3 separate regions of the Mus musculus genome follow, and all the other regions are linked to region 1. A link is a loop called in an ENCODE intact Hi-C map of the cell type or tissue named here. Cell type or tissue: heart. All regions are shown on one strand.

What was found. Peaks named below come from ENCODE experiments on the same cell type or tissue, not always from the same donor. Only the 100,000 strongest peaks of a DNase experiment are listed, where the experiment ranks them.
Region 2: a loop joins it to region 1, with 2.1 times the contacts of the local background. A loop is called at or near these places in 12 of 42 quality-filtered maps.
Region 3: it touches region 1 in a loop (2.1-fold over the local background); 4 of 42 quality-filtered maps call a loop at or near these places.

Annotation. Positions count from the first base shown.
Region 1 is chr12:113,486,015-113,490,014 of GRCm38, reverse strand. Adam6b (a disintegrin and metallopeptidase domain 6B) reads right to left here and starts at 450. Exons shown (of 1, transcript NM_001009545.1): 1 at 1-450. The coding sequence starts at 450. It also overlaps Igh. In heart, a CTCF peak has its summit at 2,130 (motif pointing left); a DNase peak (open chromatin) is centred at 2,124.
Region 2 is chr12:113,576,207-113,580,206 of GRCm38, reverse strand. It overlaps Igh and Ighv5-2. Among named protein-coding and RNA genes, the nearest start is that of Adam6a, 34 kb to the right of the region's middle. In heart, a CTCF peak has its summit at 1,766 (motif pointing right); no DNase peak of the experiment used is centred here.
Region 3 is chr12:113,609,602-113,613,601 of GRCm38, reverse strand. It overlaps Igh, Ighv2-3 and the pseudogene Ighv5-5. Among named protein-coding and RNA genes, the nearest start is that of Adam6a, 68 kb to the right of the region's middle. In heart, a CTCF peak has its summit at 2,480 (motif pointing right); no DNase peak of the experiment used is centred here.

The DNA.
Region 1 (4,000 bases):
GGTAAGGTCATCTAACTTCATGACCCCTGACAGGCCCCCATAACAAGTATCCACAGTGACCATGGATTGTGGGATCCCCTCCAGGTAGCCAATATAGTAACAATCTACAGGAAAAAAGGGGTAATCCATCTGTAAGGCTCCTTGGTCATCTTGAGTTGTCAGCAACAAGTGTCTGGGCCAAATGAGTGTCTTTCTCCGCAGGTGGATGATATGTCTCTGGCCCCGAAAATGCAAGCTATATGAGAGCAGTCTTTGTGCTTGAAGTCCTTTGGTATGGTAGATCTCCTTCCGAGGAATAACCACCTCCGATGAGATGTAACGCCAAGTAGGATGGCCTTGAGAACACCAGACTGGAACCAGGAGGAGCAGCCAGAGTGCAAATAGCAAGAGGAGGACCCTGGGGACCACAGGTCTTTCCACTAGCCTCATGCCCCAGGTCAGAGATAACATCCTGGGTGGAGCTAAATCCCTCTGCTGTGGCCACTGCCTGGTCTAGAAAATACTGACAGAGGACTAAAAACCTCCTCAGGCTCCCAACCTAAGTGGTTACCCAGACAACTGGAGTTAGGTAACAGTCACTGGGTGTGGCAGGAATTGAGTCTGAATGTGTTAGCTGAGGTTGAGGTTAAATATTGTCAAAAGGGATGTCTATAAATGTGCCTGGACAAGAAAAGTCAGAAGCAGCAAGGAGTGTCTCTGACAGGCTCAATCCTTTCTTTTCTTTTTTTGAAGTTCAAAATATCATTTCCACGTGAATGTATTTGGTTCCCAGTGTGACTCTGGGTCTCTTTCTAGGAGTCAATATTTCTTTATATCTTGGCTCATGTTTCTCACAGTTGTTCTAATTTCTTGTTTTGTTTTGTTTGTTTGTTTGAACGTTAGTAGTAAATACTGTCTATATTAGCCTTTTAGCTATAAATGATTGTTTTTATTTCTTCTAATCATATTTTGTTTGAGTTTTGGTTAAACTATTTACAAATGAGTTTTTTTTTTTTCCTTTTGGGTGTTGCTCGAAAGTTTGGAGCTTTCTGTTAATATTGTGTTGTTATTTTTCCAATATTATTAGACCTGAGAATTCTATCTGGGTACCTGTGAACTCTAGAATTTTTAAAAATTCCATCTCTTGGGAACATTACCTCTGACCCCGTCTGAGGCCGAAGTGGCTGTCCCCCTCCAACCTTTAGTATCTTTCTTTCCTGACTATTGGGATTTCTTCAAGCAATCAGGCTGATGGGTTCTCAGCAGTGAGACCAGTAGACTGCCGGTATGAACGTCGAAGAGACTGCCACACACTCCAGGTTCATCAACAGTGCTTTCGCGTCTCTTACTTTTGTAGAAGGAAAAGCAGCCTCTGAGTTATCTCCAAGAAATCATTAATGAAAGAGTTAAAAGATGGGTATCACCCGGAGTTCATGACAAGCCCTGGCTCAGACACGTGAGCAAGGTCTACAGCCCCAAAGATAGGCTGCCCTGCAACATGTATTTATAAGATAGAAGAAAAAAATGGGTGGTTGGAGGGTTGATCAACTTACTTCCTCTCAAACATATATATCTCATCTAAGTGTGCAGGGGAAAACTCTGTAGGACTACTGGGATTGTTATTATCATTATTATTATTATTATTATTATTATTATTATTATTATTATTATTAACTTAAGGCATTTTATTAGATATTTTCTTCATTTAGTTTTCAAATGTTATCCCCGGAACCTCCTATACTCTCTCCCTGCCCTGCTCCCCAACCCACCCACTCCTACATCCTGGCCCTGGCATTCCCCTATACTGTGGCAGATGATCTTCGTAAGACCAAGAGCCTTTCCTCCCATTGATGGCCTACTAGGCTATCCTCTTTTACATATGCAACTAGAGTCACAGCTCTGGGGAGGTATTGCTTAGTTCATATTGTTTTTCCTCCTATAGGGTTGCAGATCCCTTTAGCTCCTTGGGTACTTTCTCTAGCTCCTCCATTGGGGGCCCTGTGTTCCATCCAATAGATGACTGTGAGCATCCACTTCTGTATTTGCCAGGTATTGGCATGGATCTTACTGCACCTTCTGAACTCTCTAAGCAGCTTTCCTGGTCACCTCCAGGAGCCTCATGAATAAGTCTCTGCTTCCCCCTTGTGGCTATGAGCATTACTGCACCTGATACACCCTGCAGCTTCCTAGGGAAGAGGGAGGAAGTGGCTTGGCCCCTGTCTGGTTAAGGTAAGAGGAGATAAATCCCTTCTCATGAATTAGGGTGAGAAGGGTCATGTGCTCTATCATTGGTGACCAACTTGGGGACATGGGCTTATACAGTCATCACTCTGAGGCTCTGTGTACCACCAGACTGAACTCCCATATCCTACATGCACATAGGACAACACCAAGTAGAAGGAGGTTTTAGGACTAAACTGAAGGACAGAGATGGGGTTTCTAAACAACTAGGGAGTGCCAGGGCCAGCCTCTCTAACCACTATAGGACACTATGGAGTCTGGTTACAAAGAGAGATTACTCAAGGTCCTTAGCACTGATTACAGAGCATATCTCAGATGCCTTCTGCTGACCAGATGTATCTTTGCATAATCTGCCTATCCAGATTCAGAAAATTGATGCCACATAGCCAAGTGGACTTTCAGGAACAGACGATTTAAAAACAGGCAGAGAGATGTGAGAGAAAGGAGAAGGAGAGAGAGAAGGGAGAGGGAGAGAAGAGAGAGGGAGACGGAGAAGGAAAGAGGGAGAAGGAGAAGGAGAGAAGGGGCATGGACAGAGGGAGGGACAGAAGGAGAGAGGAGATAGAGAGGGGGATAAGGAAGAAAGGAGGGAGGGAGAGAGAGAGAAGGCTAAGTCTTTCCATACCTGGGTCCCAATACCTCTTATAACCCAAGCACATGGTTTCAGATATCACAATGCGGTTGGGATATAGATAACTGTAAATACTTGTGAAAATAATGGGGCTGAGATCTGGGGTTTTCATGATAGTTTCAAAGTCACTGTACTGACTAAAACCTTCCACTGGCCCATCTCCAGCTTGTTAATCTGAGGGTATCAAATTTCCCACTAAGTGTGTTTAGAAAGATCTCCACCTTTTTGCCCTAGTCTTCCAGTGCCCCACCTACGTTCTGGTCTCCCACATCTGATGTCTTCTCAGTGATTCTGGCCCTGCCTGCTCCACAGCTACAAACCCCTTCCTATAATGAGCTCTGTGCTGAGCCATCATCCTGAATCAATCCACCTTAAGCAGATGTTTTGCTTATTTTTCCTGTGTCCATACTACAGAGGAAGGGTAGGCATGTAGAAGCTGAGGCATCTCATCTCACTCTAAGCACCCTCAGTCTCTAAATGTGCCCCTTTGTTTCCAGCAGTTCAGCCTCAAGCATCTTTTATTCACTCGTCTTAGAGGGACACATGTGCTGTAGTGTTATAAGATGAAATTTAAAGCATTAGTTATTCCCAACAAGCCAATTAAACAAGCCAAAAACATTCATCAGTCATTCCCATGGAACCTCTGAAGCATCTTCCTGCTCTAACCTTGAGTTTCCTAGGGCTGCTGTGGGATCACAGGAGCTGTCCTGTTTACCAGCCTATCCTGTCCCACGGGATTCAGTTATTAGTGGGTGCGAGGGGGACCGCAAACCTGGAAGAAAATGGGATTGGAAGAGAAAAGAGAAACGAAGACCAAGTAGATCTTTTCCTATCAAGGTCTTCGTTTATTAGGCTGAGGTGCCTGGTGTAAAGCATGCATCGCGGGGAATAGGAAGGGGTCGAGGGGGAATTTTACAAAGAACAAAGAAGCGGGCATCTGCTGACATGAGGGCCGAAGTCAGGCTCCAGGCAGCGGACACTCTGCATCTTATCTCTGGAACATAGATCCTCCTTGACAGCCTTGGGGTGTCAGGCCAGGCTCAGGTGTAACTCATGTCCTTGGATGGCATGGGAGTTCAGGAAGAGATAGGGAAGAGGGGACTATAATTCAGCTTTTACAGCCTCAGGTGCCAGGAAGGCAACAGGGAG
Region 2 (4,000 bases), 90 kb before region 1:
CATGTCCTAACCACCACACATTATTTCAAAGCACACTTCCACACCTCTTACATTCTCTCCATTCCTCATGCTTCATGTTCTCTGAGACTTGGAGGAATTTAAATGGCACTTGAAAATTTTATGTCAAAAAATAAGACAAAGACTTAAAAGGACAAACAATTTGTGTTTCAGTCATATGCAGAACATTCACATATGTCCTTTATTTTGTAGCTTTTGGAAACAGAACAGGAACCCTAAAACGGAACACATTTAAAGTGTGAGACAAGGAAGACCAAGGCCAAGGAAACATTGGTGATGTGAAAGCAAAAGTGGATGTGGTAAGAGGAAGGGCAAGAGAAGGAAGGAAACCAGAGAACTGGTTAAATAGAAAAAAAAAATCATCCTAAAATTTAATTACCCCCCCCCAGTTATGCTGACTATGTTAATTGAGGAAAAGGAAAACTAGCCTAAAACAACATAAAGACAGTCACAGGTTGTCTGGTATAAAGATACAAAAAGAACAGGGTGGAGGGTCAATGAAAAAGGAATATAAGGAGAACTTCAGAATGCATATAAGTAAGATATGTGCAAGTGGAAATATGTCTCTTAAGCAAATTCTGATTCTTCTCCTTAGACAGACAGAGACCTGCAATTGGTGAGTTGCAAGATTCTCTAAACCTTGAGGACAATATTCTATCATGAATAAATGAAATTCAGAAGTGTTTCTGTCATGGAGAATGGGTTCTGCTACCAAAACCTCATAGGTGTGATCCTCAACAGAAGTCATATTAGGGAAAAACATATTCTTCCCAGACTGTGGGAAAGACAGAGCTCAAAACTAGAAACACTTTTATGTGTGGTGATATTTAATTATACATTTACACTAAGGAATCATGATAGTATGGAAACATAGCATGTTCTGTGAACATGCACAAAAGGAAACTAAATTAAGTATGGTGAATGCTAATTCAAAAAATATATATGAATTTGAAACCACCATTCTTTGTCAAACACTCTAACTGAAATCAGTCTTGGATGTCTTATATCTATGATGATCACTGGGTTCAGCCCAGGTCCAACTCCAGAGCATGCTATAGCAGGACCACATGCAAATAAGCCTTCTCTGTGCCCATGAAAAACAGCTCTGCACTTATCCTGCAGCTCTGACAGAGAAGCTCAGCCCTGGATTCTCAGGTCCTCCCATCCAGTGATCAGAACTGAACAGAGTCCACTCACCATGGACTTCGGGCTCAGCTTGGTTTTCCTTGTCCTTATTTTAAAAAGTAATTTATAGAGATGAGATTCTGTCTGTTGTATGCACTTTAGAAATAGTACAAATATTTTGTTTCTTTAGATTCTTTTTTTTATTTTTATTTATTTACGTGACAGTTTTCTGACCAGCACTCTTTGTTTGCAGGTGTACAGTGTGAGGTGCAGCTGGTGGAGTCTGGGGGAGGCTTAGTGCAGCCTGGAGAGTCCCTGAAACTCTCCTGTGAATCCAATGAATACGAATTCCCTTCCCATGACATGTCTTGGGTCCGCAAGACTCCGGAGAAGAGGCTGGAGTTGGTCGCAGCCATTAATAGTGATGGTGGTAGCACCTACTATCCAGACACCATGGAGAGACGATTCATCATCTCCAGAGACAATACCAAGAAGACCCTGTACCTGCAAATGAGCAGTCTGAGGTCTGAGGACACAGCCTTGTATTACTGTGCAAGACACACAATGAGCAAAAGTTACTGTGAGCTCAAACTAAAACCTCCTGCAGAGCATCCAGGACCAGCAGGGGGCGCGGAGAGCACACAGAGTTGTGAAATACAGAGTTACAGCCTGTAAAATTGTCTCCAACCTCCAACCCACCTTCAAAATATTCAACCCAAAACTGTTCCTGTCTAAAAGAAATGCAGGGACAAAAACGGAGCAGAAACTGAAGAAATGGTAGACCAGACACCGGCCCAACTGAGACAGATGCCGATACTTACAGCCTAACATAGGACTCAGTTCAGGGATGCCTATGGAGGAAATAGAAGATGAAATGGAAGATTTGAAGGAGATGGGAACCCCTGAGAAACACCAATATTGTCAACTAACCTGTACACCTGGAAGCTCCCAGGAAATAATCCACGAGGCAAAGAGCACACACTGGCTGGTCAGAGGCTCCTGGCACACATGTAGCACAGGACAGCCTTGTCTGACTCAGTGGGAGAGGATGACACTAATCCTGAAAAGACTTGATGCCCCAGAGAAGGGAGATGCAGAGGGGGTGAAACTCTCAGTGGTAAACAGTTTGGGGGATGTGGGAATAACTCTGGGGTGGGACTGGGTGAGGGCAACATATCAGATGTAAATAAATAAAATAATTAACTAATTAATAAAAAGGGTCCTGGGAGTAATAAAAGGATGGACTCCTCTTGCCTGGTTTACAGCTCTATAGAGATTCTCTCTAAAAGTATGGTGGGTAGTAATCCTTGAAGTATACAAATGTTATTTCTAGTTTCTATTTTCCCATGTATTTTTTTATATTTATTTATCCAGAAGATGCCCCAACTGGTAAGAAGGACACATGCTCCACTATGTTCATAGCAGCCTTATTTATAATAGCCAGAAGCTGGAAAGAACCCAGATGCCCCTCAACAGAGGAATGGATACAGAAAATGTGGTACATCTACACAATGGAGTACTACTCAGCTATTAAAAAGAATGAATTTATGAAATTCCTAGCCAAATGGATGGACCTGGAGGGCATCATACTGAGTGAGGTAACACATTCACAAAGGAATTCACACAATATGTACTCACTGATAAGTGGATATTAGCCCCAAAACTAGGATTCCCAAGATATAAGGTACAATTTGCTAAACACATGAAACTCAAGAAGAATGAAGACTGAAGTGTGGACACTATGCCCCTCCTTAGAATTGGGAACAAAACACCCATGGAAGGAGTTACAGAGACAAAGTTTGGAGCTGAGATGAAAGGATGGACCGTGTAGAGACTGCCATATCCAGGGATCCACCCCATAATCAGCATCCAAACGCTGACACCATTGCATACCCTAGCAAGATTTTATTGAAAGGACCAAGATGTAGCTATCTCTTGTGAGACTATGCCGGGGCCTAGCAAACACAGAAGTGGATGCTCACAGTCAGCTAATGGATGGATCACAGGGCTCCCAATGGAGGAGCTAGAGAAAGAACCCAAGGAGCTAAAGGGATCTGCAACCCTATAGGTGGAACAACATTATGAACTAACCAGTACCCCGGAGCTCTTGACTCTAGCTGCATATGTATCAAAAGATGGCCTAATCGGCCATCACTGGAAAGAGAGGCCCATTGGACACGTAAACTTTGTATGCCCCAGTACAGGGGAACGCCAGGGCCAAAAAGGGGGAGTGGGTGGGTAGGGGAGTGGGGGTGGGTGGGTATGGGGGACTTTTGGTATAGCATTGGAAATGTAAATGAGATAAATACCTAATAAAAATGGAAAAAAAAACTATTTATCTATTTATTTATTGTATTATTTCTGTCTTTAATTCTGTATGTCAGTCTTTTTTTATTTGTCTCTATGTCTCTGTGTTGTTCTATGTCTCTGTCTTTACCTCTGTATCTCTCTCTCTTCTCTCTCTGTCTCTCTCTCCTTCTCTCTGTCTCTCTTTCTGTGTATTTGTTGAGATGAGATGTCTTTTTCTATCAATATACACAATAACTTTCTTATTGCTAGACTGATTGGCCACCAATTCTAATGTGCACATTGTCTCCAAATGTCAGCTTTCCTTGATGATTGACTACCAAACCTACCCCTTTTTTGTAATTATGCAGAACTCAATACAGATCCCTCTTATCATGAGGTAAGAACTTAAATCACAGAACTGTTTCTACAGCCACAGTGTAGATGACTTAAATATAGGATATAATGTGGCTGAACAGCATGCAGAGCATCACACAAGGCAGAACTGAATCTGCTTGAGCACCAGGGTCAGAGCCTGAAGATCCAAGGAACACTTGAGTCTGTGTAACCT
Region 3 (4,000 bases), 120 kb before region 1:
TTAATGTCATTCAGAAGAAAAGATTATGCACAAACCAAACAAAAACAATAAGCCCAAAAGGTAAAGACTCCAATTGTAAGTAATAGACCCACAGTCTCTGAGGCCTGCCTGTGCAGGTCCTCACATTTAGTAATCAGCACTGAATGCAGACCACTCCTCATGGACTTTGGGCTCAGCTTTGTTTTCCTTGTCCTTATTTTAAAATGTAATTCGTAGAAATGAGATCCTGCCAGTATTGTGTACATGAGAAATAGAAAAATTGGTTTTCTTTCCTCTATTTTGTTTTCTTTTGTTAGTGACAGTTTCCAAATCAGCATTCTCTGCTTTGAGGTGTCAAGTGTGAGGTGAAGCTGGTGGAGTCTGTGGGAGGGTTAGAGCAGCCTGGAGGGTCCCTGAAACTCTCCTGTGCAGCCTCTGGAGTCACTGTCAGTGAGTACTGAATGACCTGGGTCCTTCAGGCTCCAAAGAAGGAGCTGGAAAGGGTGGCAATAATTTTTAATGGTGGAGGTAGCACCTATTATCCAGAAACCATGAAGGGCCAATTCACCATCTGCAGAGATGATGCCAAAAACATACTTTACCTAGAAATAAACACTCTGTGGTCTGAGTACACACACACACACACACATACACACACACACACACACACACACACACACACACATATATCACACACACACACACACACACACACACACACACACACACACACACACACATATATATATATATATATATATATATATATATATATATATATATATATATATATATAAGGTTGAGTAAGTGGACTTAAACTGATGCCATCACAGCTTGCATGGGATGGATATTCCACAGTGTTAAGAACTGTCATCATCACTGTCAATCAGAAGACAATGATTATGCACAACAAAACAAGAAACCCAAAAGCAGAGGACTCCAATTACGAGCAACAGAACCAGACCCACAGTCTCGGGAGTCTGACTGTACAGTTGGATCCAACCCTTTCCTCTCTACCCTGGGATTTACATCACCAAGCCATGGAGAAAAGCTCTACAATATCTGTTCTGTATGGTGGTCAACACCTCAAAGCACAGGTAACCATATTCATGCCGGCCTTCTGCTACAGTTCTTGCCATAATGTTAACTATTTCAGCCTCTTTTGTACCCCAGTTAACGAAACTCAAGACTAGCTGCCTGTTACTGCTTATTCTGAATTATTATGTACAGGTGACCTCCCATCCTTCACCAATGAAATAATCATATTTAGGAATTTGAGGTTTTATGAAATATAAGCTCAGGGGAGAGAAAGAAAGCACACTACATAGAGATATAGACTGACATAAATCAAGACTTGCATAAGCTAGTCCGCAAGTACCATGTCCCTACGTGGAAAGGAGTATCTTCTGAGCCTAGTGAGATGAGATCCAAATAAAAACTCCTGGGTCTATTTAGATAAACATGTGAGATCAATGGACTAAATGCCTGGGCTGGTCTTCCTTGCAATCCAATTTCCAAACAAGATAACAATAGATCTGGCTCCACAGACACCACGAGAATAGTCTTAAATAGTTCTTTAAGTAGAATGTCTGATCACTAAGAGCCCAATTCTATCCTAAATACTCTTCTGGATTATACATAAATAAAAATTTAACATAGAGCATGGGGCAATGATCTCCCTGAACTACATGAATGGGGCCTCATTTTCTAAATGTTCCCATGTTTCTTTCTAGCTCTGCACAGAGCAAATCCTACAACTTCCTGCTTTTCTACAATGTGAACTCCAGACAGTACCAGAAAAACGTTCCTTGTGTTCCTCTCCAGGTGCTCCAACAAGCACAGGGCAAATTTCTGTCACCTGGAGGGCAAACTGGACACCTTTCTCTCTGCTTCCTTTTATTCTCTCAGGAACCTCCCCCAATGCAAAGCAGCCCTCAGGCAGAGGATAAAAGCCCACACAAAGATGAGAAGCCCCATCCTCTTCTCATAGAGCCTCCATCAGACCATGGCTGTCCTGGCACTGCTCCTCTGCCTGGTGACATTCCCAAGCTGTAAGTGTGTCAGGGTTTCAGAAGAGGAACTAAGACATGTCAGCTAGGAGATGTGTGACTAATGGTGATGTTGCTTGTCCCCAGGTGTCCTGTCCCAGGTGCAGCTGAAGGAGTCAGGACCTGGCCTGGTGGCGCCCTCACAGAGCCTGTCCATCACATGCACTGTCTCAGGGTTCTCATTAACCAGCTATGGTGTAAGCTGGGTTCGCCAGCCTCCAGGAAAGGGTCTGGAGTGGCTGGGAGTAATATGGGGTGACGGGAGCACAAATTATCATTCAGCTCTCATATCCAGACTGAGCATCAGCAAGGATAACTCCAAGAGCCAAGTTTTCTTAAAACTGAACAGTCTGCAAACTGATGACACAGCCACGTACTACTGTGCCAAACCCACAATGAGAGAAGTCCATTGTGAGCATTCACAAATACTTCTCTGCAGGGATGCTCACAACCAGCAGGGGGCGCTGAGGACACAAAGGAACTTGCCAGGATCTCTTCTGGAATCTAGGGAGTTCTGGCCTGTGTCTATCAGCATGTGTTTCAATGTTAGAGTTCTGAGTTTTCCTTACCGCAACAGAGATATTTTAGAGCCCACTTTTCATTGTCATTCTACTAAATTTGTTCACACAGTGGAAGGATTTGCTAAATGATTCTATAATCTAATAGGGTCAAACAAAAACAAATAATTGAGTTGATATCTACCCAAAAAAAAAAAATCCCTCAAAGTGGACAACTGTGTAGGTGTTGAAAACCAGGGAGATTTGGGAATAGATTATTTCTCTCTTGACCGTAGTTTTAATCACCTTTCAGCCATTTACTGTATTTAATTCATGTATAAAGTTAATTGTATTCATCTTCCCTAACATGAAGTTTTCAAACACATGTCCACAATTTAATGATGACACAGTTATCATTATGAATGATAACTCCTAAGATCTCTGTCCATATATGAAAAACATAATATGCTGTTATTATCTATAGCCAAAAAAACATACGTATCATTATTGAAATAATCCTTCCCATCTAACTGAATAGTCTTCTCATTCTACACTGCCTAGGCTACAATCAGCCTGCTCTAATTTTACCTTTGCTCAGATCATTGCTTTCTGTTTCATTTGATAAGATGGTGTCTGGTTGTCACTGAAAATGTGTCCTCCAGTTTCACACTGATTAATGTGATATTCAATCCATTGGAATGTCATCATTGTTACTCCAGGTGCAGCAGAAATAGCTCAGTGGTTGAGAGAGAATATTGTTGTTGGAGGTGTTCAGGTTAAATTCATGATACCCACAATGTGCACCTCCTATGCAGACACCTTGAAGAAGTGGGTTGGACATAACATATTCAGAATCAATAGTTAGAGATACTAATCCTTGAAGAAGTCATTTTTCACCAAGTATATATGCTACATATTACTGAGGTTTGTGGTGGTTTGAGTATGGAAAGAGAAACTATTAGGAGTTTTTAGGAGTACCCATGGCTTGTGTAGGAAGGACTTCACTGTGGTTCTATATTCACTCTCTACCCAGTGCAAAATAGAGCCCTCTCCTGCCTGCAAGGGGAAAGAGTGTCTCTTCCTGGCTCCCTCTAATTCAAGATGTAGAATCTTAACTCTTCTAAACACTATGACAGTGAAAATGCTGTCATGCTTCCCACCATAATAATAGACTGAACCTCTGAAACTTTAAGCCAACCTCTAATAAATCTATTCTTTAATAACACTGAACTTGGCTATGGTGTCCTTTCACAACAGTAAAATAGAAACATAGACAAGGCTCTAACTCTCTGTAATAGAGGACCAACTCTATGTCCTTGGTGTTGTATATAAATTATTAAATAAATGCTATAGAAAATTTGTATGGTCAAAAATCCACCTCCTTCTTCAAATCTGCTGATCTGGAGCCATATAGATTAGATTCCTTTTCTGCACTCAATTCCCTTACTTGTTGAGACATTTTGGGGACATGCTCAG